Regions from separate parts of the Homo sapiens genome. Here region 2 is linked to region 1. The links are chromatin loops, found by intact Hi-C in ENCODE. Cell type or tissue: B cell. All regions are shown on one strand. Links, peaks and the distances in the headings refer to the core of each region. The heading gives the core; the rest is flanking DNA.

What was found. Peaks named below come from ENCODE experiments on the same cell type or tissue, not always from the same donor. Only the 100,000 strongest peaks of a DNase experiment are listed, where the experiment ranks them.
Region 2: it touches region 1 in a loop (2.3-fold over the local background); 10 of 110 quality-filtered maps call a loop at or near these places.

Annotation. Positions count from the first base shown.
Region 1 is chr12:110,681,541-110,697,183 of GRCh38, forward strand. It overlaps HVCN1 (hydrogen voltage gated channel 1), which reads right to left and starts at 7,575. Exons shown (of 8, transcript NM_032369.4): 1 at 7,540-7,575; 2 at 7,085-7,168; 3 at 1,685-1,724. The coding sequence starts at 1,705. RefSeq lists enhancers at 5,645-6,473, 7,036-7,085, 8,336-8,385, 8,506-8,615, 9,146-9,295 and silencers at 7,266-7,765, 7,826-7,895. In B cell, for the core only: no CTCF peak of the experiment used is centred there; DNase peaks (open chromatin) are centred at 4,954, 6,534, 8,101, 9,951 and 1 weaker place; H3K4me3 peaks cover 4,615 bases; H3K27ac peaks cover 7,307 bases.
Region 2 is chr12:110,556,455-110,572,097 of GRCh38, forward strand. The region is part of intron 1 of PPTC7 (protein phosphatase targeting COQ7); the gene reads right to left. Among named protein-coding and RNA genes, the nearest start is that of PPTC7, 19 kb to the right of the region's middle. In B cell, for the core only: no CTCF peak of the experiment used is centred there; DNase peaks (open chromatin) are centred at 6,057 and 6,767; H3K4me3 peaks cover 244 bases; H3K27ac peaks cover 7,337 bases.

The sequences.
Region 1 (15,643 bases), core at 4,274-12,273:
GAACAGTTCCCACTTAACCTTTCTTCCATGCTGACTCTCTTATGAAGGATACCTGGAGCTCCTGGGGCTCCTAACTCTTACAGTTACCAGGGTCATCAATTTGATGAAATACACAATCACCATCATCATCATCATCATCCCGTGGTCATTCTGACCCTCACATTTGCTTCTCAGACTCTGCCCCACTCACCCCTGCTGCTGCCCTGAGCTTCCTGCTCTGCCCTCGCCAGCTTGGCCTGGCTAGGCCCCCAGAACCTCAAGATGAACAGCTGATGTGAAAGTCAACACTTCCTTTCTACCTTGCCCCCAATCTTCACAACCAATGCCCCCCAAATCCAACAAACCTGCACCTCACATATCAAAGACACAGTCTATTTCCTACTCGAGATGGCCATAAGGTACAGGAGGAAAGCATTTCCTCTGGAGTCAGGCCAGGTTGAAATCCCAATTTCTGTTTTTTTTTGGAGACGGAGTTTTGCTCTTGTCACCCAGGATGGAGTGCAATGGTGCGATCTTGGCTCACTGCAACCTCTGCCTCCCAAGTTCAAGCGATTCTCCTGCCTTATCCTCCTAAGCAGCTGGGATTAGAGGTGTGTGTCAGGATGCCTGGCTAATTTTTGTACTATTAGTAGAGATGGGGTTTCACCATGTTGGCCAGGCTGGTCTCAAACTCCTGACTTCAGGTGATCCACCTGCCTCGGCCTCCCAAAATGCTGGAATTACAGGCGTGAGCCACCGTGCCTTTGCCTCCTAAGTTCAAGCAATTCTCCTGCCTCAGCCTCCCTAGTAGCTGGGATTACAGGCGCATGTCACCACGCCTGGCTAATTTTTGTATTTTTGTAGAGATAGGGTTTTGCCATGTTGACCAGGCTCATCTTGAACTCCTGACCTCAAGTGACTTGCCCACCTTGGCCTCCCAAAGTGCTGGGATTACAGGCATGAGCCACCACACCTGGCCTAAAATCCCATTTCTGCCACTTTCTAGCTGTGTGATCTTCAGAAGTGACTTTACTTCTCTGTGCCCAAGCCCTGTATGGGCTCAGTACTTGCCTAACATTCTGAGACCACTGTATTATCAAATCTTCCCGACAATCCTGCAAGGGCAGGGGTGGTAAATAATCTTTTCACTATTTTCCAGATAAGGAAACTGAGGCTCAGGGAATTGAAGGGCACACAGTTATTTTGTGCCTAAGGACACATAGTTATTAACATGCACTGTTCGAGACCAGCCTGACCCACATGCAGAAACCCCATCTCTACTAAAAATACAAAGTTAGCCAGGTGTGGTGGTGCATGCCTGTAATCCCAGCTACTTGGGAGGCTGAGGCAGGAAAATCGCTTGAACCCTGGGGGGCAGAAGTTCTGGTGAGCTGAGATTGCACCATTGCACTCCAGCCTGGGAAACAAGAGTGAAACTCCATCTCAAAAAAAAAAAAACAAAAAAAACCGCACATAGTTATTAACATACAGGGCTGGGATTCAAATGGTCTGATGTGGAATATCAGGCTACTTGGAGGTTTTGTGAAGTCCTTTTACAGCTTTTCATCATTTTGATTTTAAATATTTCAGTATAGTGGAAACACCTGAACAGGGAGTTCTCCCTCTCCTGTTTGAAACACCAAACAGAATTATCCTCTCAAGGCTGGGATATCCTCTAATGCTGCAAGACCACAGAATCCATTACCTTTTCGTCCCAGGTGGCCATGTCCCTGTTGCCTCTGGATCTGAAAAATAAAAAGACATTTGTCCAGATCTATCATCTTGCTGCCATCTGCCTTGGTATGTGCTCTGTAATCCTTTCTTACAAATTAGTTTTAAGTTAGTTTAGTTTTAACTGTGCCCGAAATTAGTGTAAAGTACAAAGTATATGTAGGAGGGCATACATCCTGGATATAGAGCCAAATGAACTGAAACAGGGACTCAAACAAATACTTATTTGTACACGAAAGTTCATAGGCTTTCACAGCATTATTCTTAAAAGCCAAAAGGTGGAAACGACCCGCTTGTCCATCAATGGATGAATGGATCAACAAAATGGGTCTGTCCACACAATGGAACGTTATTTGGCCATAAAAAGAAATGAAGGGGGCCAGGTGTGGTGGCTCACACTTGTAATCCCAGCACTTTTGGGAGGCCAAGGTGGGTGGATCACCTGAGGTCAGGAGTTTGAGACCAGCCTGGCCAACATGGTGAAAACCCGTCTCTACTAAAAATACAAAAATTAGCTGGGCATGGTGGTGGGGACCTGTAATCCCAGCTACTTCGGAGGCTGAGGCAGGAGAATCGCTTGAACCCAGGAGGCAGAGGTTGCAGTAAGCCGAGATCGTGCCACTGCACTCCAGCCTGGGCAACAGAACAAGACTCTATCTAAAAAAAAAAAAAAAAGGAAAAAAAAAAAGAGAGAGAAATAAAGTATTGATACTTATTACAATGTAGATGAACCTCAAAGATACCATGCTAAGTGAAAAAAGCCAGACATAAAATGTCACATATTGTATGATTCCATTGATATGAAATGTCCGGAACAGGATATGAAATGTCCAGAACAAGCAGATTGGTGGTTGCCAGGGGCTGGGGACAGGGAAGGATGGGGAGTGACTGCTTAATGGATTAGGGGGTTTCCTTTTGGGATGATGCAAATGTTCTGTGCAGCTAACAAGGTATTTTTTAAAAAGCAAAATGATATATTATTAATTTTAATACAAAGAAAAACAGTGAAAATGTTCTGATAGAGGTGAAGGCCGCACACTGTGAAATGTACTTAAATGCCACTGAATTATTCACTTTAAAATGGTTAGCTTTACATTATGTGAATTTCACTCCAATTGAAAAAAGACAGACATTACAGTGTTGGGGTTGCTCTGAAAAACAGTAAAACCTTCTGAACACCCACCACCAGCTATATCAGTGAATGCACCTCTGAGCAGCAGGAGCTGCTAGTGCTGTTGAGTATTCACATATGGACGTGGAAAGACGCCAGCCACAGAGCAAACAGAGGAGTCACATTACGGCAGAGTCTACAGGATGACCCCATCTAAGTCAAAAGAAATACAGATGCTTTTTTTTGGTCCGTAAGGATCACTCTTCGCAGTGGTTATCTTTGGAAGAAAAGGGAGTGATCTGGGTGTGGGGCTTTCCTTCTCTGCTTCTGGGAGGCGTGAACTTTTACAATGAGTAGGTGTTACTTTAAAACGTTATTTTTAACATAGGTGATCTATGCATGTAGTAAAAAGTTTAAATTATACAAAAAGATATTCTATGACAAGTCAGTCTCCCCTCTACCCATTATCCTTCCCAGAAGTGGTCGCTCTGACCCTCTGACCAGTTTCCTACGTCGCCTTCTGGAGTATTCTATGCCCTCACAAGCACATGAGTAGATACTCTCCCCCAACCTTTTATTTTATTTTTTTTGTAAACAAATGTGAACCCACATACTGCTGTGAACCTTATTTCCCTTCAGGGTGTGGTAGGCAAAATAATGCTCCCCTTCAAAGATGCACATACCCTAATCCTTGAACTTGTATATTACTTTACATAGCAAAAAGGATTTTGCAGACATGATTAAGTTGCAGCTCTCAAGATGGAGGGAATGATTTTGGATTATCCTAGTGGACCCAATGTCATCAGAGGGGTCTTTGATAAGTGGAGGCAGGAGAAAGAAGAGATTGTGAGGACAGAAGCAGAGGCTGGAGTCAGAAAGATCTGAAGATTCAGTGCTTTAAAGATGGAGGATGGGGCCTCAATCCAAGGCATGTGGGCCCCTCTAGAAGTTGGGAAGGCAAGCAAACAGATTCTCCCCCAGAGCCTGCAGCAGCAACACAGCCCTGCCCATACCTTGACTCGAGCCCACTGAGACCGATTGTGGACTTTTGACTTCCAGAACTGTAGCATAATAAATGTGTGTTATCTTAAGCTGCCAAGCTTGTGGCCATTTGTTACAGCAGCCACAGAAGACTAACACAGTATCTCAGAGGTGGTTCTATGCCAGTGTGTCCTGTATGAAGTGCACGCCTTGTCATGGCTGCACATGAGTCCCCTGTAGGAATGTGTTTAATCCTACTAGTGATGGACATTTACGGTTGTTTCCAATCTCCTCCCACCCCAGCGCTTCCATAAATAACCCTGCACACCCTTTTTTTTTTGTTGTTGTTGTTTTGTTTTGTTTTGGAGTTGGGGTCTCACTCTGTCACCCTGGCTAGAATGCAGTGGTGCGATCAGAGCTCACTGCAGCCTCAAGATCCTGGACTCAAGCGATCCTCCCACCTCAACCTCCCGAGTAGCTGGGACTATAGGCACACACTACCAAGTCCAGCTAATTTTTGTAGAAAGGGGGGTCTCACTATGTTATCCAGGCTGGTCTCAAACTCCTGAGTTCAAGTGATCCTCCTGCCTCAGCCTCCCATGGTGTTAGTATAATAGGCATGAGCCATTGCACCTGATCCCTCTATGTAACTTCTATAATTTTTTTTTTCCCCTGAGACAGAGTCTCGTTCTGTTGCCTAGGCTGGAATGCAGTGGTATGATCTCGGCTCACTGCAACCTCTGTCTCCCAGGTTCAAGCGATTCTCCTGCTTCAGCCTCCTGAGTAGCTGGGATTATAAGTGCCCACCACCACGCCCAGCTAAAATTTTTTTTTGTATTTTTAGTAGAGACGGGGTTTTGCCACGTTAGCCAGGCTGGTCTCAGACTCCTGACCTCAAGTGATCCGTTGCCTCAGCCTCCTAAAGTGCTGGAATTACAGGCATGAGCCACCGTGCCTGGCCTAATTCTAAAAAATTATTTTGAAATAAACTTTCAAGAAAACTTTAAAGAGGTTCTTTCTCTCCCCACAGTTACATGCTGAGGGTGCAAGGGACTCTTAGACTTTCTCGCTGGTTGACTGGCAGAGCAACTTCTGGACCCAGCAGAGTTCAGCTTTGCATGTCCCTATACCAGCCCCCTGGGATTCTCAACCTGCTCTCACGAGAGGGGCTCAAGTGGAACCATCACCACAAGAGGAGGTGAAGGGAAAAATTAAGGTGCCCTGGAGATTTCCTACCTTTGCAAGACAGGAGCTAGAACTAGCACACACGCAGAGGAACACTCAGCTTCAGCAATTCAAGCAACAGAAACTTTAAAACTACCATGCCCTTCTCCATTAAACTAGCCAAAACAAATAAAAAGGATAAAAACCAATGCTTGCAGAGCTGCAGAGAAATGTGCACACATTCCTGGGGATGATTTTTCTAAATAGCTACCTGGTCACAAGAGGTAAGTGCTTCCAAAATGATCCCACCCTTGACTTGCACACCTTGGTTAGGAAACTGTATCTCCAAGAAGCCATTTGATAGCCAAAAACATGCACAATATGGACAATGATATTTATAGCTAAGTTGAATAGTATGGCTAAAACCTGGAAGTGGCCCTCAACCCCCAAGCCCTACTTTAGGGAAAAGCTGAGGAAGGCAGTGGGCTCTTGGGAGGGATAATTCTGAAGTCTATGTAGAAACGGGAGAAAAAATGCTGTCAAGCAGTGAGAAGAAAAATAGGCTGATGGCTGACACATTGCCTGCAACTGTACAAAACTATCTGAGCCATTCCTAGGTGCCAGGCACTGATTTCCCAGGTTCTGGGAAATCCAAGGTGAAGAGGAAAGGGCAAGATCACGATCCTGGTAGACTGACATGTTACCTGGGGAGACAAACAAGGAAGCAAGGAAATATACAAGACAGACCACACCCCCCCCCCCCAGCTAAGCACTGGGAAGCCAGCCAGCCAGAGTAAGGGGCCAGGGAGCAGGCGGGGTCTCCTTAAGTGGGGTGGTCAGGGACAACTCGACATTTATGGTGTGCCCTGAATTACAAGGGAGTATGTCACAGATTGCAGAGAAGAGCATTCCCGGGAAAAGGAAGAACACGTGTGCTGTGCACAGCCCCTGAGAGAGCGGAGTACTTAGGAGGTGGCGGCTGGGGACAGCAGTGGACAGGACAGTGGCCAGAGAGAAAAATTGAGAATAATCACACAGGGCCTGATCATGGAGAGGGCTTGGCAGGCGATGCTGGGGATTTGGATGGAAGTGAGGGGTCCAGCGTGATGAGGCGGCAAGAGATGCTGGCGGCCTGGTCTCAGGGTGGAAGTAGGGGGTGGAGGGGTGGCCGGATTCAGGATATGCTTTGGGTTAGAACTTGTCGCTAGCCTAGACTGTGGGGAAGGGACGAGGAGCGGGGTGGTGGATGACAGCTCCCAGGGCCCAAGCCCCAATGACTAGCAAAGGATCAAGTCTGGGGACAAGAACACTCTGGCTTTCTCCTTCTTGCTAAACCTGTGTCGGGGAGGGCAGGGGCCACAGAGCAGCTCTGGACCTTGTGCAAGCCTCAGCCCAGAGATTTTCAAAACCCTGCCCTTATCAGCCTTTCCCTCTGGGGAGTCAGCCAGAGAAGTTGCCACCCCCTCACCTTGGTCTTACTCAAGCAGCTCCTAGTTGCTGGTGGGGCTGTCCGGAAATCCTGCAGATCTCAGATAGCCCTGAACAACCTGAAGTTAAAGGTGCCCAGGACAGAGAAGTACTCTCAGAGGGGCAGGACGGAGGGTGGAGGAAGCACTGGAACCATGAACTTTTGGTAGTAACCTGGTGCCAGGGGCTAAGCCTGTACACCAAGCATCTTATATCATCTTCTCAGCAATCCTGCGAGGTAGGTACATGCTTAACCTCATGGGACAGATGCGGAAACTGAGGCAGAGACAGGCCAAGTCACGAAGCTGAGCCTGCAAGATCCCCCACACCCAGCACTGGTAAAAGTGGTGGGGGCAATGTTGGAGGGAGTTCCACTGAGGAACTGCTCTCCCCTCTCTGTCTTGGCGTTTACCCTGGCCCCAATCACTCTTGTTCCTCAGCATCTCTGTCTCCAACAGGTGGGTGCTTTTAAAGTGTTTCTAGGGAAGAGTTTGCTTCCCCGGGGCTCCTCCTTCAGGGATGGCTGGGCCTGCTCATTGCAGCCTTCTCCCGGGACATCCAGCACTGCCTCTGCCCCTGCTTCTCTCCTACAATCTCCCGGGAGGGCAGCGGGGCAGGGACGATGCATCCGAGGACTTAGGGGACACAGACCTGGTTGTGAGTTCTGGCTCTGCCTCCTTTGGCTGTGTGACCCAAGGCAAGGGGCTTGGCCTCTCTGCGTCTTGGTTTCTTCACCTGTTAAGAGGGAGACGACGATGGTCACCTGTGGCTGCTGCGCGGAGTGTGAAGAACTGAAGGCACCTGGCCCAGGGCGGCGCGCACCACCAACTCTCCGGGATCGGGGGGTCACTAGGGCCAGCGTCTCCCGCGTTCCCCTCCCCTGGACTCCAGTCCCTGCCGAGGGGAAGCACTGCCCGCCCGCGCCGGGACACGCCAGAGCCGAGGGCAACCGAGGGCTGGGGTCCTGCTGGGGCTCCACGGCGAGGCCTGGACAGCGGAGATGCGGGGGGGGGTCCCCTCTTCTCGGAAGGATCGGGCACTGGGGGTCTTGTAGAAAGGGCTGCACGCCAAACGGGGTACGCCCCCCGCCCGGCCCGAGCACTTACCCGGCGCCCCACCCGCCCGCGGTCACCGCTGCGACTGGGAGCCTCAGAGCAGGTCCGGCCCAGCCCGTCCCGCCCCGTACCGTACCAGGCCCCGCCCCCGCCCGGGCCGCCCCCGCCCCCGTCCCCGCCCCCACAGCCCGCAGACCCCCAACGGTCGGCGGGCTTCTAGGCCTCGGCCCGGGTCTTAGTCCCCTTGTCCCTGCCTGTGGTCAGTCCACCCGTTCGTCCCTACCTCCCTCACCCCGGCTGCCTCCCGCCCCGCAGGGTGGGCCTGTCCTGGGCCTCCCGCAGTTACAAAGGTCCCGCCCGTGGGAGCGAATCGCGGATCACAAAAATCCTGCCCCGGGCCAGCCTAAGGGAAGGGTGGGCGGGGGAACCACTTCCTTCCTCCGCCGGCTGGAGCGGGGCGAATCCACCCCGCCAACCCCTTTCGGGGAGCTTCTGCTCCATCCCACCGTCTCCGGGCCACCCCTGCCTCTGGGTCTCCTGATTCCTTGGCCTCGTCCCCTGCACAGTTTCTGCCATGCAGGGGTGGAGGGTGGGCAGCACGCTCTGACGAATGAGCAACCTCTCAGCCCTCAGAACTTCCCTTGGTCGAGGGCTCTGAGGCTGCTCATGGGATGGTACTGGCAAGAGGGAGCCTTACCGCGTGCAGCCCCTGCCTGTCCTGGGCCGCCTTGCTCCGGGCCAACTCGTACGGCCCCGCAGGCGCAGGCCCAGCTCTGAAGTCCCTCCCCTGTGGGCCCTCCCAGCACCCTGTTCACACAGTCGAATCAGTTCTGTTAGCTTCTGTCTTCCCCCAGAGACCATTTGTCCCAAACATCCTGCAAAGCCGTCTTCTGCACACCTCTCCCTTCCGGTTGAGTCGGGGCTGTGGGGAGAGGCTCACCTCCTTGGGGTTGTGTTAGTTTCCTCATGCCGCTGTTAACAGATCACCACAAACCTAGTGGCTTAACACAAATGTGTTATCTTACAGCCCTGGAGGCCAGAAGTCTCAGATGGGTCCTACAGGGCCAGAATCAAGGTGTGGGTGGGGCTGTGCCTTCTGGAGGCGCCAGGGTAGTGTGTTCCTTGCTTTTCCCGGCTGGAGAGGTGCCTGTGATCCTTGGCTGTCTCAATCCGACCTCTGCCTCCATGGTCACAGCGTCTTCTCCCTTCTAAGGAGCCCTGTGATTATATGGGATCCACCTGGATAATCCAGGCTAATCTCTCCAGCTCAGGATCCTTCACATAGCCACATGTGCAAAGTCCCCTTTGCCACTTAAGGCAACATACAGGTTTGGAGGGGTTAGGATGTGGATATCTTGGTAGGGGGGTGCATTCTTCTGCCTCCCATAGGGGTATTGTCTGCTTCAACTGACTCGGCTTTCCCCAATTCTGCTGGGCAGCTGGCTTTCTTTTCTTTTTTCTTTTTTTTGGAACGGAGTCTCACTGTCGTCCAGCCTGGAGTGCAGTGGTGCGATCTTGGCTTACTGCAACCTCCGCCTCCTGGGTTCAAGCAATTCTCCTGCCTCAAGCCTCCCGAGTAGCTATGATTACAGGCCAGCATCACCATGCCTGACTAATTTTTGTATTTTTAGTAGAGACGGGGTTTTACCATGTGGGTCAGACTGGTCTCGAACTCCTGACCTCAAGTGATCTGCCTGCCTTGGCCTCCGAAGGTGCTGGGATTACAGGTGTGAGCCACTCCACCCGGCAACAGTCTCACTCTGTGGCCCAGGCTGGGGTGCAATGGCATGATCTTGGCTCAGTGCAACCTCTGCCTCCTGAGTTCAAGCAATTCTCCTGCCTCAGCTTCCTGAGTAGCTGGGATTACAGGTGCCTGCCACCACGCCTGGCTAATTTTTGTTTTTTTAGTAGAGACAGGGTTTCTCCATGCTGGTCAGGCTGGTCTCGAACTTCTGACCTCAAGTGATCCGCCTGCCTCGGCCTCCCAAAGTGCTGGGATTACAGGCGTGAAACACCATGCCTGGACTGCAGCAGGCTTTCTTTTTTCTTTTTGAGGTGGAGTCGCGCTCTGTCACCCAGGCTGGAGTGCAGTGGCGCGACCTCGGCTCACTGCAAGCTCCGCCTCCCAGGTTCATGCCATTCTCCTGCCCCAGCCTCCTGAGTAGCTGGGACTACAGGCGCCCGCCACCACGCTCGGTTAAATGTTTTGTATTTTTAGTAGAGACGGGGTTTCACCGTGTTAACCAGGATGGTCTCGATCTCCTGACCTCGTGCTCCGTCCTCCTCGGCCTCCCAAAGTGCTGGGATTACAGGCGTGAGCCACCGCGTCTGGCCAGAAGGCTTTCTTAAAAACATTTTGGTCAGATCTCCTGACTTCTCAGTCATGTATTATTACAACAGCCCCATGCCAGTTTCTAAGGCATAGTCTGGTCCATTTTCAACTTCAACTTCCTTATATTTTATTAAAAATTCTCCTCCTCCCCCAGGGCCAGCTAGACAGAGTGGAGAGGATGTGGGGACTGCTCCCAACAGCCCCTCCTCTGTGTTCACTCCCCTCTGGTTGAGGAAGGGAAAAGGGAACAAGTACCCCGTCCCCTAGTTGCACACCTGGAAGTTGCAGCCCTCTGTCTTAACATCTGGTCTTGCCTGTAGTTAGACCCTTAGTGCAGACAGGTGGTGACCTCAACAGACCCTGCTAAGGCAAGGCAAGGCTCAAACCCTGGCCTGGCTTGATCCCCTGGCTACCTTCCCCCATCCCTTCCCCTACAGAGGCATCGCTCAGTCTTCTCCCTGGGTACTTGCCTCTGCTCCACGGTGCAGTGGTCCAGTCTGCAGCCCCCAACCTTACTGATGGCCTGGAACCTGGGGCCACCAGCAGGGACCTATGTCCATACTTTTTGGGAACCAGGATCCCAAAGGAACACTTCAGCAAGTCTGGAGAATTTGGTGATATTCTCAGCATTGTCGTGTTTACTGAAATACTGCTACTGCTCAGGCATTTCAGTGGACAGGAAAAGATCTCAAATGTGTTACACTGTTATCCCCAGGCACAGGATTTGACCTGCAGTAGGTACTTTACATTCCTATTGCATAAATTAATGAGTATTGAGCATAATAAGATTGGGGTGCCCTCCATCATTGCTACTATTCAACATTTCACTGATGAGCTCAGTCAATGCAATAAAACAAGAAAAAAGAAATACAAAGACTGAAAAGAGAAAGACTATTATTTGCAATCGATGTGATTGTCTACCTAGAAAATCCAAAAGACCTAACAGACTAACACGTGACCACCTACTGTGTGGTAGGCCCTTTCAAGGTACTAAGTATAAGATGAAGGAACAGCCTTTGTTCTTAGTGAGCTCCCATTTTAGTTGGGAAAGTGAGGCCAACAATACTTAAAGGAGAAGGCCGGGCATGGTGGCTCACACCTGTAGTCTGAGCACTTTGGGAGGCTGAGGCGGGAGGACTGCTTGAGCCCAGGAGTTCAAGATGAGCCTTGGTGACAGAACAGTACCCCATTTCTATAAAAAATGTTTTAAAAAATTAGCTGGGCATGGTGGTGTGCCCCTGTAGTCCCAGCTACTCAGGAGGCTGAGGTGGGAGAATCCCTTGAGCCCAGGAGTTCGAGGCTGCAGTGAGCTACGATTGCACCACAGCACTCCAGCCTGGGTGACAGAGCAAGACCCTGTCTCTTAAAAAACAAAAACAAAAACAAAAACAAAACAACTTAGGGAAGAGTAAGCTGAGGTCCACAGAAAGAATCCAGGAGGTCTATTAACTTGGGTGGGAAAAAAATTCTTTATTTTCATTAACCTCTAACTGAAACGTATTATTACTTTGTTTGTTTGTTTAGAGACAGGGTCTCACTTTGTTGCTCAGGCTGGAATGCAGTGGCTCGAGCACAGCTCACTGCAGCCTCAAACTCCCAGGCTCAAGTGATACCCCTGTCTCAGCCTCCCAAGTAGCTGGGACTACAGGCACATGCTACTGTACCCAGCTAATTTATTATTTATTTATTTTTATTTTTTGTAGAGATGGGGTCTTGCTTTGTTTCCCAGGCTGGTCTCAAACTCCTGGCTTCAAGCAATCCTCCGGCCTCAGCCTCCCCAAATTTTTTTTTTTAAATTGGGATAATAGACATGAGCCACTGGCCTTTAACTGAAATTTAATATTTCCTTCAATTATGAATGTAGGTAACAAATTACAGTTGCATTACAAACGTCACTAACTGGCCAGGCGCGGTGGCTCATGCCTGTAATCCCAGCACTTTGGGAGGCTGAGGCCGGTGGATCACCTGAGGTCAGGAGTTTAAGACCAGCCTGGCCAACATGGTGAAACCCTGTCTCTACTAAAAAATACAAAATTAGCCGGGTGTGGTAGCGCATGCCTGTAATCCCAGCTACTTGGGAAGCTGAGGCAGAAGAATCGCTTGAACCCGGGAGGTGGAGGTTGCAGTGAACTGAGATCACGCCACTGCACTCCAGCCTGGGCAACAAGAGTGAAACTCCATCTCAAAAGAAAAAAAAAACGGAAAAAAAAACCCACTAACTTTGTCATCAGTCAAAATCACAGATGTTTTTAAACCACAGTATAGTTATTGGAGATATCTCAAAATATAACTTATATGTATCATTACTTCAAAATTATAGTAGTTACTGAGCCAGCTGTTCTTATAGTTTAATGTGTACTATAAGAACTCCATCTATTTATTACAAGTAAAAAAAAATTCAAAACTTCAATGCAAGATAGCTGGCATCATTTGTAATACGATGCATTCGTTCTGTTTTATGCATTGAAAAACATTACTCTTGGAAGAGGTCCAGAAGCTTCCCCAGATGTCAAAGGCCCCAGATTACAAAAAGATTAGGAACTGCGTTAGATGAAGGACTTGTTCCGGTTTGGGCAATACCAAAGCAGTTCTCTTACACAAGGCAGTCCTTGCCCCACCCCCGGTCCTCCGCATTTCTTACCAAGCAGTGAGCCCAGCTTGCTTGAATTTTCTGGGTGTCCTGCCTTTTGATGTTCATGGAGCGTGTACTTACTTATTTAGGGATGGGGTCTTGCTCTGTCACCCAGGCTGGAGTGCAGTGGTGCAATCACTACCCACTTCGGCCTTGACCACCTGGACTCAAACTATCCTCCCATCTTAGCCTCCTGGGTACCTGGGACCACAGGCATGCATCACCACACCTGGCTAATTTTTATTTTTTTGTGGAGACAGGGTCTCACTATGTTGCCTAGGCTAGTCTCAAGCTCCTAGGCTCAAGGGATCCTCCCGCCTTGGTCTCTCAAAGTGCTGGGATTCTAGGCATGAGCCACCGCGCCTGGCCACATGGAGCATTTTGAGGAAGATCTGAGTACAGCCCTGGGGGACTGGGCCATCCCTGGGCTCCAGGACAGCTGGGGCCGGGCCAGGGCAGTGGCCAGCTCTGGCTTTCCCCAGCGGGAAGAGAGAGGGCTGCCTCTGCTGGTTTTGGTTCCTCCAAGGCAGTTATCAACGGCTACAGTTGACCACTTCCCTTCCTAGGGCAAAAGCCCTGTCCTGGCTCTGGTAGAGTGTGAGAAAATGGACAGAGGGAGAGAAAAGTAGATGAGTTCTCAGCCAGAGACAGGGTGGGGGTTCTGCTGGGATTTCTTAGAGTGACATCTGTTGTTTAGGCCCAGAGGTGCCTTTCCCAGCAGATAAGATTTATCTACAGCAGTGACGGCCACACGACGGGATCTGCACAAGGCCTGGGCACCGATGCCTGATGACGCAGCTATGTGAAAAGGGCACGGTCACCTCCAACTCTCTTCTCTGGCACTCGGCTCAGCCTTCTGCCTCACAGTTCAGAGTCACACAGAAGAGTAGGAAGAACACAGGCATTGCATCAAAGAGGCCTGGGTGTAAATCCTGCCTCAATGGTTTCCCTTGCCCGCTGGGTGATCTGTCATCAATTCAGCAAAGAGTTTCTGAGTGCCAACTATGTGCTAGGCAGAGAACACAGAGTTGAGTAAGACAGGCAGGTCCTGCCTGCCCTCATTAAACTTAGTCTATATAGGGAGGCACACAAATACTAAACGACAAATTACAAAGTGATAAGCATTGAAAAGGGGGCTGGGTGCGGGGGCTCACGCCTGCAATCCCAGCACTTTGGGAGGTTGAAGCAGGCAGATCACTTGAGGCCAGGAGTTCAAAACCAGCCTGGGAAACATAGTGAGACTCTGTCTCTACATACATATATGTATATACACACACACACATATATATACACACACACACACTTATATATAAACATTTCTATAATTATAATTGTATAATTATAATTGTATAATTACATATATTTTGTTTATTTTGTGTACACACACACACACACACACACACACACACATGACCTAGCCAGGTGTGGTGGTGCATGCCTGTATTCCCAGCTACTCAGGAGGCTGAGGCCAGAGGATTGCTTGAGTCTGGGAGGTCAAGGCTGCAGTGAGATGTGATCACGCCACTGCACTCCAGCCTGGGTGACAGAGTGGGACCCTGTCTTGAAAACAATGAAGTATTGCAAAGGAATGAGCTGGGGGTTGTGGTGGAGATAACAAAAGGTGGAGACTGAGATGCAGATCCACTGAGGCAGGACAGCAGGGAAGGGGTCTCTGAGGAGGTGACATTTAAACGGACACTGAAAGCTGAAGTAGAAGCAGCTATGAAGAGAGAGGGACAACCTTTTCAGAAGAGAGAACAGCATGTGCGAAGGGCCTGAGGTGGGAAGAGCTTGGCCTTATGAGGCCAAAAGGAGGCCAAGATTGTGGATGCACAGAGGAGGGTGAAGAGAGTCATAAGAAGTAAGGCTGGGGAGGAGGCCGGAGGCCCACAGAAGGGGCTGGAGTCCATGTGGAGCACAGGAAGCCATGGGAGTTCTAAGCAGGGGAGGGATCGTTTGATTTTTTTTTTTTTTTTTGAGATGGAGTTTCATTCTTGTCGCCCAGGCTGGAGTGCAATGGCGCGATCTCAGCTCACTGCAACCTCTGCCTCCCAGGTTCAAGCGATTCTCCTGCCTCAGCCTCCTGAGTAGCTGGGATTACAGGAGCCCGCCACCATGCTCAGCTAATTTTTTTTTTTTTCAGTTGAGATGGGGTTTTGTCATGTTGCCCAGGCAGGTCTCGAACTCCTGACCTCAGGTGATCTGCCCACCTTGACCTCCCAAAATGCTGGGATTACAGGTGTGAGCCACTGTGCCCGGCCAGGACCATTTGATTTTTTACAAAAAATGTAGTAAAATACACATAACATAAACGTTACCATTTTACCCATTATCAAGCATACGGCTGGTGGCATTTAGTACATTCACAATGTTGTGCAAGCTGCACTGCTATCTAGTTCCAGAACCTTTTCATTATCTCAAAAGGAAACACTGTCAAAGGCCCCGTACATAGTGGCATGCACCTGGAATCCCAATCACTTTGGAGGCTGAGGCAGGAGGATTGCTTGAGCCCAGGAGGTGGAGACCAGCCTGGGCAACATAGCAAGACCCCATCTCTAAGAAAAAAAAAAAGGAAACCCTGTACCCATGAAGCAGTTCCTCCCATTCCTGTCTCCCTCCAGCCCTAAGAACCTGCTAGTCTACTTTCTGTCTCCATGGATTTGCCTGCTTTAAATGGAATATCATCATATATGGTCTTTTGCGTCTGGTGTCATTCATTGAGCACAATGTTTTCAAGCGTCATCCATGTTGTAGCATGGTCCTTCATTCCTTTTATGGCCAAAGAATATTCCACTATATGGGTCTACCACATGTTGCTTATCCTTCCATCCACTGATATGGTTTGATTAAAAAAGATAACTCTGGTTTATATAATAAACCAGATAAATCTGGGATTAGATTATAGGGAAGATAAAAATGGAAGTGTAGAGGAGAGATAAGGATGGCTTGGACAAGTCGGTTGGGAGTAGGGAAGGAAAAAGGGGCATGATTCCAGATCCATGTGGGAGACAGAAAAGACAGGGGGGAACTGTGGGTGGCATGGACATGTAGGGGAGAGGAAGGGGCAGAGCACCGGAGTGCACTGTGGTGCCCTCCATCAAGCAGAGAAGCCTGGGAGGGGGCCAGGTGGAGGATGTCCCCATTTTTGATAATGTTTTATTTGAATTGTCAAAGTGGAGGTGTCACCTGGG
Region 2 (15,643 bases), core at 3,497-11,496, 130 kb before region 1:
GTTTCTACACAGAAATTAATATGTCCTCTATTGCATAAGCAAAAGCTTCAGACTGCAAAGAGCAAGAATACCCTTTAAACAGTGGAACTGATCCAGATATAAAGGGAAATTTCATTCAGAATACATGTCAAAGGTAAAGAAAACTGTTAAAGGAGAAATTGCTTAAGATCCCAAAGATGTCAGGAACACAACTATCAAACAGCAAAGGATAAGAATAAGAATACCCTAAGAGCAAATGGAGGCCACACGTGGACCACCACATTGTGCATGCTGCGCTAGGAAATAAGACGGCTGAGAAAGCCGGTCTCTGAGAAGCTCCCCTGCTAGTGGGGTGCTAGACTTCTCACAGAGAAACCAGACAAACGGCTCCCATAAACACTGCTGCAGGAGGGTCAACAGCCAGTGGTTAGTGCTTACGGACACCACGAGAATGCAGCGCCTCAAGAACAGTGCCAGCCTGCTCTGAAAGTGGCATTCGGATAGGCCCTGGCAGGGGTCAGCCAGATTTCCACGGCAGGGAAGGATAACAAGAGGAAAAGAAAGGCAGACAACTAGATGCTGGGGCTTGGGTGAGCAGGGAGAAGCTGAAAAATGAAGGGCAGTAGCGAAAGTTGTAGAAAATCAAGAATGCCAGTTCAAGAACTCTAAAGTTCTTTATGCTACTGACCTGTGCTGTCTAACATGGGAGCCACTAGCCACATGTGGCTATTGAGTCTAAAATCTCACTTGTTTGGATTGAGAAGTGCTTGCTATGAAGTGTAAAATACATTCTGGATTCCAAAAACTTAGTACCAACAAAAGAAAAACTAAAATGACTTAGTAGTAGTTTTGTTTTCTTTTAAGAGATGGGGTCTCACTCTAGCCCAGGCTGGAGTAGTGGCCTGATCATAGCTCACTGCAGTCTTGAACTCCTGGGCTCAAGTATTCCTCCCACCTCAGCCTCCTTAGTAGCTGGGATTACAGACACACCCTGATACACCCCGCTACTTTTTTTTTTAAGTTTTTGTAGAAACAGGGTCTCACTATGTTGTCCAGGCTGGTCTCAAACTTCTGGGCTCAAGCAATCTCACACCTTGGCCTCCCAAAGTGCCGAGATTATGGGCATGAGCCACAGGATCTGGCCAAGTTTAACACATATATTAGGCATACTCAAGAGGTTAACAACGATAATAAAACAGAATAATTATAACAATATACTATAATAAATGTTGTGTGAATGTGGTCTCTGTCTGTATTATTGTTAGGTAATGTGGGTATATTAGTCCATTCTCATGCTGCTATGAAGAAATACCTGAGACTAGGTAATTTATAAAAGACGGAGGTTTAATTGAGTCACAGTTCTGCATGGCTGGGGAGGCCTCAGGAAACTTACAATCATGGCAGAAGGGGAAGCAAACACATCCTTCTTCACATGGCAGCAGGAGAGAGAAGTGCTGAGCAAAGGGGGAAAAGCCCCTTATAAAACCATCAGATCTTATGAAAACTTCACTATCACAATAGCAGCATGAGGGTTTATGGGGATTATTATGGGAACTACAATTCAAGATGAAATTTGAGTGGGGACAATGCCAAAACACATCAGTGGGTAATTGAAACCTCAAATAAGAGGGAACTACTGTTTCTGGATTTGGGGAATTAGAAAATATTGATTAGATTATTCTACAGTTGGCAAGGGTGTGTAAATGCCTTTAAAAGACATTTAATTCTGTCTTGGGTATGTCAAACTTCAGGTGCCAGCAGGGCATCTTTGTGGAAGTGTTGTGTATAAAGTGAGGAACTATGAGTTTGCGGCTGGCAAGGCAAGTTGGGGCCAGAAAATCTGAGAATTGATACCTTAGTGGTAGGGTATCCAGTTTGTCAGAATGATATAATCTCTATGGAGGTAGAGAGAAGTGAAGCTAAAAAGGAGGCTGAATTAATGACTAGAAGGGCCTTGAATGCCAAGATAAAGAGGTTGCACCGAATATAGAAGCTATTTCCTTTAATTCACTGTAATCATCTTATGTCTCCATTAATAACATTCTGTGAGCACACATCTAGCTTAAGTGTTTCCCTTGACCCAAAATCCAATTAAAATCACTATTAGATTAAGATAATGGTTACATATCAGAAATAGCTGAGCAAAAGATTGAGAAGAGACCATAGGGCACAGAAAAATCCTTTAGTGTTTTTGTTTGTTTTTGTTTTTTGAGACGGAGTCTCGCTCTGTCGCCCAGGCTGGAGTGCAGTGGTGCGATATTGGCTCACTGCAACCTCCGCTTCCCAGGTTCAAGTGATTCTCCCGCCTCAGCCCCCCAAGTAGCTACCACGCTCCGCTAATTTTTTGTATTTTTAGTAGAGACGGGGTTTCACCGTGTTGGCCAGGATGTTCTCAAACTCTTGACTTCATGATCCGCCCGCCTCGGCCTCCCAAAGTGCTGGGATTACAGGTGTGAACCACCGTGCCCAGGCTAGTTTTATCTTTTCAATGGAAATGTCAGTTTTATGAAGCAAAACGAGCAATTAGAAAATAGTTACAGTATTTATGTTTTTACAAAGTATTTTATTAAGTTTTCCATAGACTGATGCTTTTTCCCTTTTTCTTTTTTTAACAGCATCCTGCTCTGTCACCCAGGCTGGAGTGCAGTGGTGCAAACACAGCTCACTGCAACTTTGAACTCCTGGGCTCAAGGGATCCTCCCACTTCAGCCTCCAGAGTAGCTATGACTACAGGAATGCACCAACACACACAACTCATTTTTTTAAAAATTTTTTTTGTAGAGATGCGGTCTCATTATGTTGCCCAGGCTGGTCTCAAACTCCTGGGGTCAAGTGATCCTCCTGCCTCAGTCTCCCAAAGTGCTGGGATTACAAGCACAAATCACCATGCCTGGTTTCTACAGTTAAGAGTTAAAAAGGGAAGCAAAAAGAGTAATTCTGGGTGTCTGCCATCATTAAGTGTTTATAAGAAGAAAAAAATTTTTTTTTTTTTTTAAGAAATGGGGTCTCGGGCCCAGCGTGGTGGTTCACGCCTGTAATCCCAGCACTTTGGGAGGCCGAGGTGGGCAGATCACTTGAGGTCAGGATTTCAAGACCAGCCTGTCCAACATGGTGAAACCCCGTCTCTACTAAAAATACAAAAATTAGCTGGGTGTGGTGGTGCGTGCCTGTAATCCCAGCTTCTTGGGATGCTGAGGCAGGAGAATCACTTGAACCTGGGAGGTGGAGGTTGCAATGAGCCAAGATTGCATCACTGCACCCCAGCCTGGGCGACAGAGCAAGACTCAGCCTCAGGGGAAAAAAAAAAAAAAAAAAAAGAAATGGGGTCTCACTCTGTCACCCAGACTGGAATGCAGTGGTGTAGTAATAGCTCACTGCGGCCTCAAACTCCTGAGCTCAAGAGATTCTCCCATTTCAGCCTCCTGAATATCTGGGACTACAGGCATGTGCCACCATACCCAGCTATTTATTTTTTGTAGGGATGGGTCCTCGCCATGTTGCCCAGGGTGGTCTTGAACTCCTAGGCTGAAGTGATCCTCCTGCTTCGGCCTCCCAAAATGCTAGAATTACAGGAATGGGCCACTGAGCCCAGCCAAGAAGAAAATTCTTAAGCAATTTTCATTTTTCTAATTAACATGTTTTTGTCTTTGCCAAAATGGTATAACCATGTAAAATGGTAGTTATGACCAGGCGTGGTAGCTCATACCTGTAATCCCAGCATATTGGGAGGCTGAGGTAGGAGGATTGTTTGAGCCAAGGAATTCGAGACCAGCCTAGGCAACATAGCAAAACCCGTCTCTACAAAAAAATTTAAAAATCAGCCAGGGATGGTGGCACACACCTGTAGTTCCAGCTAAACAGGAGGCTGAGGGTGGGAGGACTGCTTGAGTCCAGGAGGTCAATGCTGCAATGAGCTGTGATCACACTACTTGCACTTCAGCCTGAGCGACAGAGCGAGACCCTGTCTCAAAAAATAAAAAATAAAAAAAGGTAGTTATAACCAAATGATAGCTATCTTAAAAATCCTATCTTCCCAATTACACAGTCACCTAACTGTGTAATTGCAAAAGGCTTACTATAAGAAAGACTTCTGAACTAGTCAAAATCAGCAAGAGCGTCTCCAGTCCTGTCCTCCATTAACAGCCATCAACATGATGTTGCAATTATTTTAAACCCCTCCTACTGCACTCATCTTCAGACTGACATGCAGTTACCTACAAAGCAAACGTTTTCTAGAAGAACGCGATGCCTAGAGAATAAATACTAAACTTCAATTTTAATATAAGCATCAATGAAGAAAAACAATTTGATTTTGTCCAAAAATGTATTTAATGTACACTCTGGAAGAATTTCAAATATTAAGTAGTATCCAAAGGTAATAGCTTTATTCCTTGCATCTTTGATGATCTCAAGGCATCTTACATCAAGCCTCGCATTCCAAAGAAGCATACTGGCTCTACATGGATTGTCTTTCCATCAGTGAAACACATCTCCTGCCTACTAGGATGGGTACTTGATAGTGAGTTGAAACTCTAGAGGAGAAACTGAATAAGAATCTGGCAGGATCACAATAATTGAATAACAGAAGTATCAGGAGACCCTCTGCACTCTAAGGAATAAGGGTATCTGCTTTTACAGACTTTCTGCAGTAAGGGGCCATCTAATGAGAAAGGGGGCTAAGCAATATTTATTGCAGTACGACAGGCATCTTTTCAGATGCTGAGGCTTTTCAAAGACTTTAGTGTTCTCAGAGCCAGCCTCATTTGTCTAAAGACATCACAGCATGAAGCACTGTAACTAGAAAAAAAATGAGATCAGAGTAGAAACTCAATTTCCTATCCAATGGAACAGATCACATTTATATCAACATTTCTTTTTTTTTTCTTTCTTTCTTTTTTGAGATGGAGTCTCACTCTGTGGCCTAGGCTGGAGTGCAGTGGCGCAATCTCAGGTCACTGCAACCTTCGCCTCCCAGGTTCAAGTGACTCTCCTGCCTCAGCCTCCCGAGTAGCTGGTATTACAGGCACCCACCACCATGCTTGGCTAATTTTTCTATCTGTAATACAGACATGGGGTTTCGCCATGTTGGCCAGGCTGGTCTCAAACTCCTGACCTCAAGTGATTGCCCCCCAACACAGCCTTGGGCTCCTAAAGTTCTGGGATTACAGGCATGAGCAACCGCATCCAGCCTATATCAACATTTCTTAAACCTCAACTATTTGGGCACTTAAGAACGCTCCCGACGGGGTGCAGTGGCTCATGCCTGTAATCCCAGCACTGTGGGAGGCTGAGGCGGGTGTATCATTTAAGCTCAGGAGTTCAAGAGCAACCTGGGCAACATGGTAAAACCTCCGTCTCTACTAAAAATACAAAAAATTAGCCAGGCATGGTGGCACACACCTGTGGTCCGAGCTGCTTGGGGGACAGGGGTAGAAGGATCACTTGAGCCCGGGAGCTGTGATCGTGCCACTGTACATGAGCCTGGGTGACACAGCAAGACCTGCCTCAAAAAAAACCCCAACAAAACAAAAAACACTCCCCTGTGATTCAAGACTGTGAAATGTTGTATCTGCAAATAATTATCCCAAACGGAGAGTCGCTTGAGCCAGGAGGTTGAGGCTGCAGTGAGCTATCACTGTGCCACTGCAATCCAGTCTGGGTGAAAGAGCAAGACACTGTCTCTATTTTAAAAATGAAAAAAATTAGCCATGCCTGGTGGCGCATGCCTGTAGTCCCAGCTACTCGGAAGGCTGAGGCAGGAGAATCGTTTGAACCCAGGAGGCGGAGGTTGCACAGGGAGCTGAGATCGCACCACTGCACTCCAGCCTGGGCAACAGATTGAGACTCCATCTCAAAAAAAAAAAAAAAAAAAAAAAAAAAAAATCCAAAATGAATGAAAAGCAGGATGACTGAAAAAATATATTCAACAAATATATTCTGTCAAGTTATACAGAAAAATGTCATGTGCTTTTTGACTAACAACAGTCCTTTCAGTTCTATGGAGGTAAAATTATATAGATTATGCTGCACTTCCTGTTTTAACAAGCAAGTGAAATACTCCCTTTGCAAGAAGTTTCCGGCCCAGTGCAGTGGCTCACACCTATAATCCCGCACTTTGGGAGGCTGAGGTAAACAGATCACTTGAGGTCAGGAGTTTGAGACCAGCCTGGCTAACATGGTGAAACTTCATCTCTACTAAAAATACAAAAATGACCCAGGTATGGTGGCGCATGACTGTAATACCACCTAGCTGGGTAACTGAGGCAGGAGAATCGCTTGAACCCAGGAAGCAGAGGTTGCAGTGAGCTGTGATTGAGCCACTGCACTCCAGCCTGGGTGACAAAGCGAGACTCTGTCTCAAAAAAGAAAAAAGAAGAGGAAAAAAAAAAAGAAGAAAGATGTTTCTGGCCAGTCGCGGTGGCTCATGCCTATAATCCCAGCACTTTGGGAGGTCGAGGCGGGTGGATCACCTGAGGTCAGGAGTTCGAGACCAGCCTGGCCAACATGGCAAAACCCTGTCTCTACTAAAAATACAAAAATTAGCTGGACTTGGTGGTAGGCACCTGTAGTCTCAGCTACTTGGGAGGCTGAGACAGAATTGCCTGAACCTGGGAGGCAGAGATTGCAGTAAGCAAAGATTGCGCCATTGCACTCCAGCCTGGGCGACAGGGTGAGTGAGACTCCATCTCAAAAAAAAAAAAAAAAAAAAAAAAAAGAAGAAGAAGAAAAAAGAAGTTTCCATTCCACATTAATCACAATGAAATCTGTGTCTTTTGATTCTCCAGAGATCAAGACTACGTCAAGAACAAGATCTCTAAGCAGAAGTTAATTCAAAAGTGAAGGTAATGAAGCTCAAAGGATGGACTGAAAAGTTCAACCCTGTAATAAAACATGTGAAAATGGCCGCATGAGGTGGCTTACGCCTGTAATCCCAGCACTTTGGGAGGCCAAGGCAGGTGGATCACCTGAGGTCAGGAGTTCAAGACCAGCCTGGCCAACATGGTGAAACCCCATTTCTATTAAAAATCAAAATTAGCCAGGCGTGGTAGCACATGCCTGTAATCCCAGCTACTCAGGAGACTGAGGCAGTAGAATCCCTTGAACCTGGGAGGCAGAGGTTGTGGTGAGCCGAGACTGCGCCACTGCACGCCAGCCTGGGCAACAAGAGCGAAAATCTGTCTCAAAAAAAAAAAAAAGTGTGAAAATGGAAACTATAGGCAAAACTCAAACAACAAAATCAAAGCTGTAGTAAGCGGTTCATTTTGTGTTTGAGAATTCCAAACAAAATAGTTAGCTATTCCTTGCTAGCTTAGTAATTATGAGACAACTTAAGAATTAATCAAATTAATGAGCCTCCACATACACTTACACCTATGTCTAGAATACTTCATTAACTAGAGAAGATAATTTCCAGACTATTCTGGGCAGTTGCCTTGTCTTAAAAAGCAGTGAAAAGTGCTGACATGAGGATTAGGAAACAATTGTGTGAAGGCAAAGAAACTTAAAGTCATCCTTTTAAAAATAAAAATGTTCTTCCTTTAACTTCAATAATTCTGTTTAAATACCAATACTTAATGTGGAATTATCTATTCTGGCTCAACTGTGGCTTGGGAACTTGTGCAAATTACAAACTTGGTATGAATCACTGGTCTGCCTTCCACAAACTGCAGAGTTGAAGGTTAAGTTACTGAAAAGGTCACTTCACTCCTTTCTGGCCTGCAACAGTATCTTCCTCAAATGCCAAATGCTGTTAGCAATGTTTCTGGACAGGAGGAGGCAACAAACAAATCATCTGGGAGGTCATACTTATTGTAAGTTATGAATAGCAGAGACAGGGCACTAATTATGTTACAGAAGTAAGGGCCTCTATTAAAGCTGTGGCTTCAGTTTGTTTTCAGGTGTTAGAAAATGTCACATAATACCAAATAATTCAAAAATTAAGTAAGGAAGTAACAAGCAATTAAGACCAGCTATCTGATATATGCCTACTTGTACTGGCCCTTTAGGCTGGGGAGAAGATTTTCCTTCTGTTTATAATTTACAAGATTAGATCTAGAATTCTTGTCAACCTGATATTTATGACAAGCCATATATCCTTGACCTAACCCCAAAGAAGATACTATTTACCCACTGCTTTCTTCACCCTCTATAAAAATAAGGGCTGGCCTTGACTAAAATAGGCACCCTCTGGGAGAGGTCTATAGTCACATGCGGCCTGGCACAAATGTAACTTTTTTTTTCCTTTAAACGAGAACATCATTCCTTTGAATAGCCTGCCAAGTGTAGAACTGTCTCTTAATTTCTGAACACTAATTTATATACACATATATATACACGTATATATATACATACACGTTATATATATATACACGTATATGTATATGTGTATATATACATACACGTTATATATATATACACGTATATGTATATGTGTATATATACATTGTTTTTTTTTTTTGAGATGGAATTTCACTTTTGTCGTCCAGGATGGAGTGTGATGGCACAATCTTGGCTCACTGCAACCTCCACCTCCTGGGTTTAGGAGACTCTCCTGCCTCGGCCTCCTGAGTAGCTGGGATTACAGGCACCCGTCACCATGCCCGGTTCATTTTTTGAATTTTTAGTAGAGACGGGGTTTCACCATGTCAGCCAGGCTGGTCTCAAACTTCTGACCTGAGGTGATCCACCCGCCTCAGCCTCCCAAAGTGCTGGGATTACCCACCACGCCTGGCCTATATTTTTTACTCTATACATTGTTCAACTAAGTAATGATCTTTGAGTAGTAGGACAATGAGTACTTTTTTTTTCTTTTTCATACTTTTTTTGTTTTGTTTCGTTTTTCAGACGGAGTCTCGCTCTGTCGCCCAGGCTGGAGTGCAGTGGCATGAACTTGGCTCACTGCAACCTCCGCCTCCCAGGTTCAAGCGATTCTCTGCCTCAGCCTCCTGAGTAGCTGGGATTACAGGCGCCCACCACCATGCTGGGATAAGTTTTGTATTTTTAGTAGAGACGGGGTTTCACCATCTTGGCCAGGCTGGTCTTGAACTCCTGACCTTGTGATCCATCCCGCCTTGGCCTCCCAAAGTGCTGGGATTACAGGCGTGAGCCACCGTGCCTGGCCCATACTTTCCAATTTTTTAGCAATGAGTAATGTTACTTTCATGGGAAGGATGACAAGAACTATTTATGTAAATCAGGTAAAAACCACATTCTATACTCACATTTAATATTAAAACTATTCAAAACATTCTATTGGACATTTACTGTATGCAAGACACTATGGTGAAAGGGAGCTAAAGATTTATATGTAATAAAATATTTCCTGCATATGGGAACTTAAAATGAAGTGATGATTTTGGTTGGGGAGGACAGTTTAGGGAGATTCAAGATATATGACTATAATAAAGTAAAATATGCACCAATAAAAACAAAAGCAAAGAAGGTCAGATTATGCATAGCTGAAGGAATCAAAAGGATTAATGAAGAAGTGTCTGAAATGAGCCTTGAAGGATGAAAGAAAATGAGTTGTAGGAGAGGAGGCTGACAAGACAGGCATTTTGAGCAATTCCCTAGGATTCTGACTTACATGAATAAAGTACAAGTCATAGCAGGTGAGGGTTCCAAGAGCAGGGAAACTTGACCTCCAGGTAAATGTCTATTACATTCATGCCAGGAACCTCTCACCATTAATCAGCGCAAACAATGCAGTGCAGAGCTTACGGCATTTAGGAGTCCCTGGAAGGAAAGGCTGGCCTGAGGCTACCAAACTCAACAAGGCTTGTTAAGTTTTTGTTTTAACTAATAGTTAACAGTTAAGCAAAACCCCTTAATTAAAACAAAAGCAATAGCTAATAACTAAGTAGAAGTCACAATCAGCCAAAATCACCTCCCTAAAAGAAAATCTAAAATGATCTTTTCTAACTGGAAAGGCAGTGTGGGATACTGAGCAAGGACACAGGCTCTGGAGGCAGATCTGGGTTCAAACTCCAGCCCCAGAACAAGATGTGCTAAGCATGGCCTTGGGCAGCTCTCTGAGCTTCAGTAGCTTCACCTGTGAATGGAGTCGTATCCTCGATTTCACAGGGCCGGTGTGAGGAACGAGGATAACCTCTTCAGAACATCTACCAGTGCTCCGCTCACAGCCAACATTCAGCAAGTTAGAGTTATGCCTATCTCTAAGAAAGGCTGGCGAGCAGCAAACAGACCAGCCTAGACTGCAGCAATCAGAAAAAAAAGAGTCTTTGACCCATGTTTGTAGGCTGCCAGCTCTACAAACACTAGTCTGTGGTCACAACCAAAAGACAATGCCCACTCAGAGATAATGCATAAAAGATAAGTAGTCCATTCAGCTCTTTCAGTCACACATCCACCACCATTCAATATTCCATTAAACATTCAATAGTAACATTTTCAAGTACTAATAAACATATATTTGTCTCCAAAAATAACAAGGAAAAAAGGATTTACCTGCACTTTGAAAAGAATATTTTCCCCAGAAGGACTCTGAAGTAACCTTACTTAGCAAATACTTCAGAGCCTGCTGCCTCCTGTGTCAGGATTCCAACTCAAAGATTTCTCATTTTACATGGGAAATCCTAAAACTATGAGGAATACATACATGGGCCTAACCATTTTCTTCGTCACTACAATAATACCAGTGCCTTTATAGCGATCTTCCCTTCTCTTTTCTTCCCCTGTACATTGTGAGCCTCCAAAGGGCTGAGTCTCACACAGCTAACCGTTGTTTCATCCCCACTGGCTGGCCTAGTACCTGGCTCAATGATTCCCCACCCTTGCTGCACAATGAGATTACCTATGGAACCCCAGCCCTACTCCCTGAATCGGTGTGGCCAGGGTGGGCCTAGGCCTCTCAGCACAGGCGATTCTAATGAGAATCAATGGTCCAGCTGGATGGAAGCATTCCACAAGCCTGATGGTTCTGCCTGTAAAATGCCTCTTGTACCAAGCAATCCCATTTTCTGTTCCCAAACTTGATCCTTCCTTTTGCATTTCCCACCCTAATTAATGGCAGCCCAGCTACCCATACATACTTCCAGGCTTAGAACCCTTAAGGCATCTTCCAAGTGCAAAACCTCTAACTCAATTTCCACTCCTCTTTCTCTTTTATCCTCTGACCAATTATCACCAAGCCTACCATGAGTCTGAAGCTCAACTACTTCCCACTGCCCTAGGTAAAGCCCTTTCTAGCTCAGACAATTTCAGTAGCTTCGTAACTGGTCTTTTGCCTCCTGTTCTCCCATTACACCCTCTGTATCGATTTGTTTTTTACAACACTGCAATGTCCATGTTACTCCTCTAGTCAAATACCTTCCATGTAATATGTATTTATTTGCTTGTATATGTGAAATATTCTTTAGAAGGATACACAGAAACTAGTACTGGTTGCCTCTTGAGAGGACTTTGTAGCTTGGAGACAAGGGTGATGAGACTTCACTGTGCACTCTTGAATTCTGAACACCTTTTAAATTCTGTACCATTTGAATGTGCTGCCTCTTCAAAAGCAAAGACCTCTTTCTACAGCTTCCTCCCCACCCACCCCCCAAAAAACAAACCAAACCAAACAAAAAACCCACCCAATTCCTTAACATGATAATTTAGTCTCAGTCTATTTTCTAACATCAATTCTCAACACTGACCCCTATGCCGACCCTACCAGCCATGAAACAGCTGTAGTTTTGGGGATCTACTTTGCCTTTGCTGAGCCCTCAATCTGGAGTATTCCCATTCTTCTCATTTGCCTCAGCTTACTGAAAAACCCTTCTCTTAAGGCCTGACGTTGTGCCCCTACAATCTCATGCGTTTTTTTTTTTTTTTTTGAGACGGAGTCTTGCTCTGTCACCCAGGCTGGAGTGCAGTGCCGCGATCTCGGCTCACTGCAAGCTCCGCCTCCCGGGTTCACGTCATTCTCCTGCCTCAGCCTCCTGAGTAGCTGGGACTACAGGCGCCTGCCACCACGCCCGGCTAATTTTTTGTATTTTTAGTAGAGATGGGGTTTCACCATGTTAGCCAGGATGGTCTCGATCTCCTGACCTCGTGATCCGCCCACCTCGGCCTCCCAAAGTGCTGGGATTACAGGCGTGAGCCACCACGCCTGGCCCTCATGCATATTCTTTCACACCAGTCCTGTGCATGTTTGCCTTCCCCACAGGACTATGAAACATCAGGGTTGAAGTCTGTTTTGTTCATTGGTCTTTAAAACAACTGTCAGGGACTAATAGGAAGCAACCAATAAACAATGAATTCAGCTGACCACACTGAAAAGTTAGAACACCAATATCTGGTATACAAACTTTCAGCCAAAAACTCCAAAGGGATTGAACCTAGTAATGGATCCTAGCGTTTCACAAGGTGTCATTCCCTGGGTCAGAACTCGCTACAAGATGTTCCTCTAACAGGCCATTCAAAGAGAAGGCTGCCAGGCAAGGTGGCTCAAGCCTGTAGTCTCAACTACTTGAGAGGCTGAGGCAGAAGGATGGCTTCAGTCCGGGAGGTCGAGGCTGCAGTGCACTACAACTACACCTGTGTAGAGAATAGCTACTGCACTCCAGCCTGGGCAACACAGCAAGACCCTGTCCCCGCCCCCCCCCCTCAAAAAAAGCCAGGTGCAGTGGCTCACGCCTGTAATCCCAACACTTTGGGTGGCCAAGGTGGACAGATCACTTGAGGTCTGGAGTTCAAGACCAGCCTGGCCAACATGGTGAAACCCCATCTCTACTAAAAATACAAAAATTAGCCGGGCATGGTGGCGGGCACCTGTAATCCCAGCTACACGGAAGGCTAAGGAAGGAGAATTGCTTGAACCCAGGAGGCGGAGGTTGAAGTGAGCGGAGATCACACCACTGCCCTCCAGCCTGGGCGACAGAGTGAGACTCTGTCTCAAAAAATAAAAAGTAAAAATAAATAAAAATAAAAAAAGAGAAAGAGAGGGCTGAGCTGATGGAAAGAGCATTAAAGAAAAGTCTGGAGATAACACTGCTCCCAACTTTCTTTGCCACTAACTGGACCTAAGACACTGGTCAGATCGTTTCTCTAAGCTTTAGTTTCCTCATCTGTGAAATGAGGGGCAGGAAGACACAGTCTCTCTAGAGTCCCTTTCTCGGATCCAAGACTGTGGGACTTATAAGTCACACTGCAGGAAAAAAAGAGCCAGTTTAAGAAACTTTATAAACAAAGGCTAACAAATAAGGCTATCCTGTCTTCATTCACTTAGGAAAAGAAAACAAAACAAATAGGGCTATACTTTGCATTTCACATACAATATTACATTTACTGCATGAACTAGTTTTGAAACAAAGCCTTCATTTCTGGCTTCCCAATTTATCTCTTGTCCTTATTGCACTGCCACATGTATATTTCCAGTGAAGTTTCAATAATGATTTAGAGAGTGGAAACAGTGCCCCTTGTCCTTTCACTTTAGTTTTAAACACCTAACTAAAATGTTGGCAAAGTTTTTCTTAAAGCCACTAACAAACACCTCAACCACTTTTCAATCTGAAATCCTAATAAAAGAATAAAAGATGATGGCCAAGCACAAGATCCTGGAACAACAACAACAACAACAAAGATGGTTATAAATTAGTATTTGTGGGGAAAAGCAAGAGAGATCAGATTGTTACTGTGTCTGTGTAGAAAGAAGTAGACATGGGAGACTCCATTTTGTTATGTACTAAGAAAAATTCTTCTGCCTTGAGATTCTGTTAATCTATAACCTTACCCCCAACCCCATGCTCTCTGAAACGTGTGCTGTGTCAACTCAGAGTTGAATGGATTAAGGGCGGTGCAGGATGTGCTTTGTTAAACAGATGCTTGAAGGCAGCATGCTCCTTAAGAGTCATCACCACTCCCTAATCTCAAGTACCCAGGGACACAAAAACTGCGGAAGGCCGCAGGGACCTCTGCCTAGGAAAGCTAGGTATTGTCCAAGGTTTCTCCCCATGTGATAGTCTGAAATATGGCCTCGTGGGAAGGGAAAGACCTGACCGTCCCCCAGCCCGACACCCGTAAAGGGTCTGTGCTGAGGAGGATTAGTAAAAGAGGAAGGAATGCCTCTTGCAGTTGAGACAAGAGGAAGGCATCTGTCTCCTGCCTGTCCCTGGGCAATGGAATGTCTCGGTATAAAACCCGATTGTATGCTCCATCTACTGAGATAGGGAAAAACCGCCTTAGGGCTGGAGGTGGGACCTGCGGGCAGCAATACTGCTTTGTAAAGCACTGAGATGTTTATGTGTATGCATATCTAAAAGCACAGCACTTAATCCTTTACATTGTCTATGATGCCAAGACCTTTGTTCACGTGTTTGTCTGCTGACCCTCTCCCCACAATTGTCTTGTGACCCTGACACATCCCCCTCTTTGAGAAACACCCACAGATAATCAATAAATACTAAGGGAACTCAGAGGCTGGCGGGATCCTCCATATGCTGAACGCTGGTTCCCCGGGTCCCCTTCTTTCTTTCTCTATACTTTGTCTCTGTGTATTTTTCTTTTCCAAATCTCTCGTCCCACCTTACGAGAAACACCCACAGGTGTGTAGGGGCAACCCACCCCTACATCTGGCGCCCAACGTGGGGCTTTTCTCTAGGGTGAAGGTACGCTCGAGCGTGGTCATTGAGGACAAGTCGACGAGAGATCCCGAGGACGTCTACAGTCAGCCTTACGGTAAGCTTGTGCACTCGGAAGAAGCTAGGGTGATAATGGGGCAAACTAAAAGTAAAATTAAAAGTAAATATGCCTCTTATCTCAGCTTTATTAAAATTCTTTTAAAAAGAGGGGGAGTTAAAGTATCTACAAAAAATCTAATCAAGCTATTTCAAATAATAGAACAATTTTGCCCATGGTTTCCAGAACAAGGAACTTTAGATCTAAAAGATTGGAAAAGAATTGGTAAGGAACTAAAACAAGCAGGTAGGAAGGGTAATATCATTCCACTTACAGTATGGAATGATTGGGCCATTATTAAAGCAGCTTTAGAACCATTTCAAACAGAAGAAGATAGCATTTCAGTTTCTGATGCCCCTGGAAGCTGTTTAATAGATTGTAATGACAACACAAGGAAAAAATCCCAGATGTAGGGGTGGGTTGCCCCTACAGTATTAATTGACTTCACGAAGTCAAATGATCTATAAATACTCATGTATAGAATTGTACAGTAATTATTGCTGCTCACCTCTAACTGTGCCTAATTTATAAATTAAACTTTATCACAGGTGTGTATGAATGTACAGGAAAAAACATAGCCTATATAGGGTTTCATACTAAAGAGCTTCAGGCATCCACAAAACATACTAACCTTGTTATTCAAAGACCATTGATTGTTTGGTGAATTGTGTATTGTAATAAGAAAAAAATGACAGGATCAAAATGGCCTTTCAAAACCAAGAGAAATGGATTTCTAAGAACAATGCATACATAAGGCATCCTTATTTAGACTTTCTAATTTCATAGAAACACTAATGGTTCCATCACCAATTAGTGGTCAACCTAGAGGCCATAAACAGTTTTCTAGCTCTTATGGAAATAGCTTAAATCTTATTTTCTTGCCCCAAATTGCTATTCAAACATAGCAGATATGAAAACAGAAGCACTTTTTGTTTGCCTCATTCAGCCCAGCCAACCTTTTGCATTTACCTCAAATGACAGCATA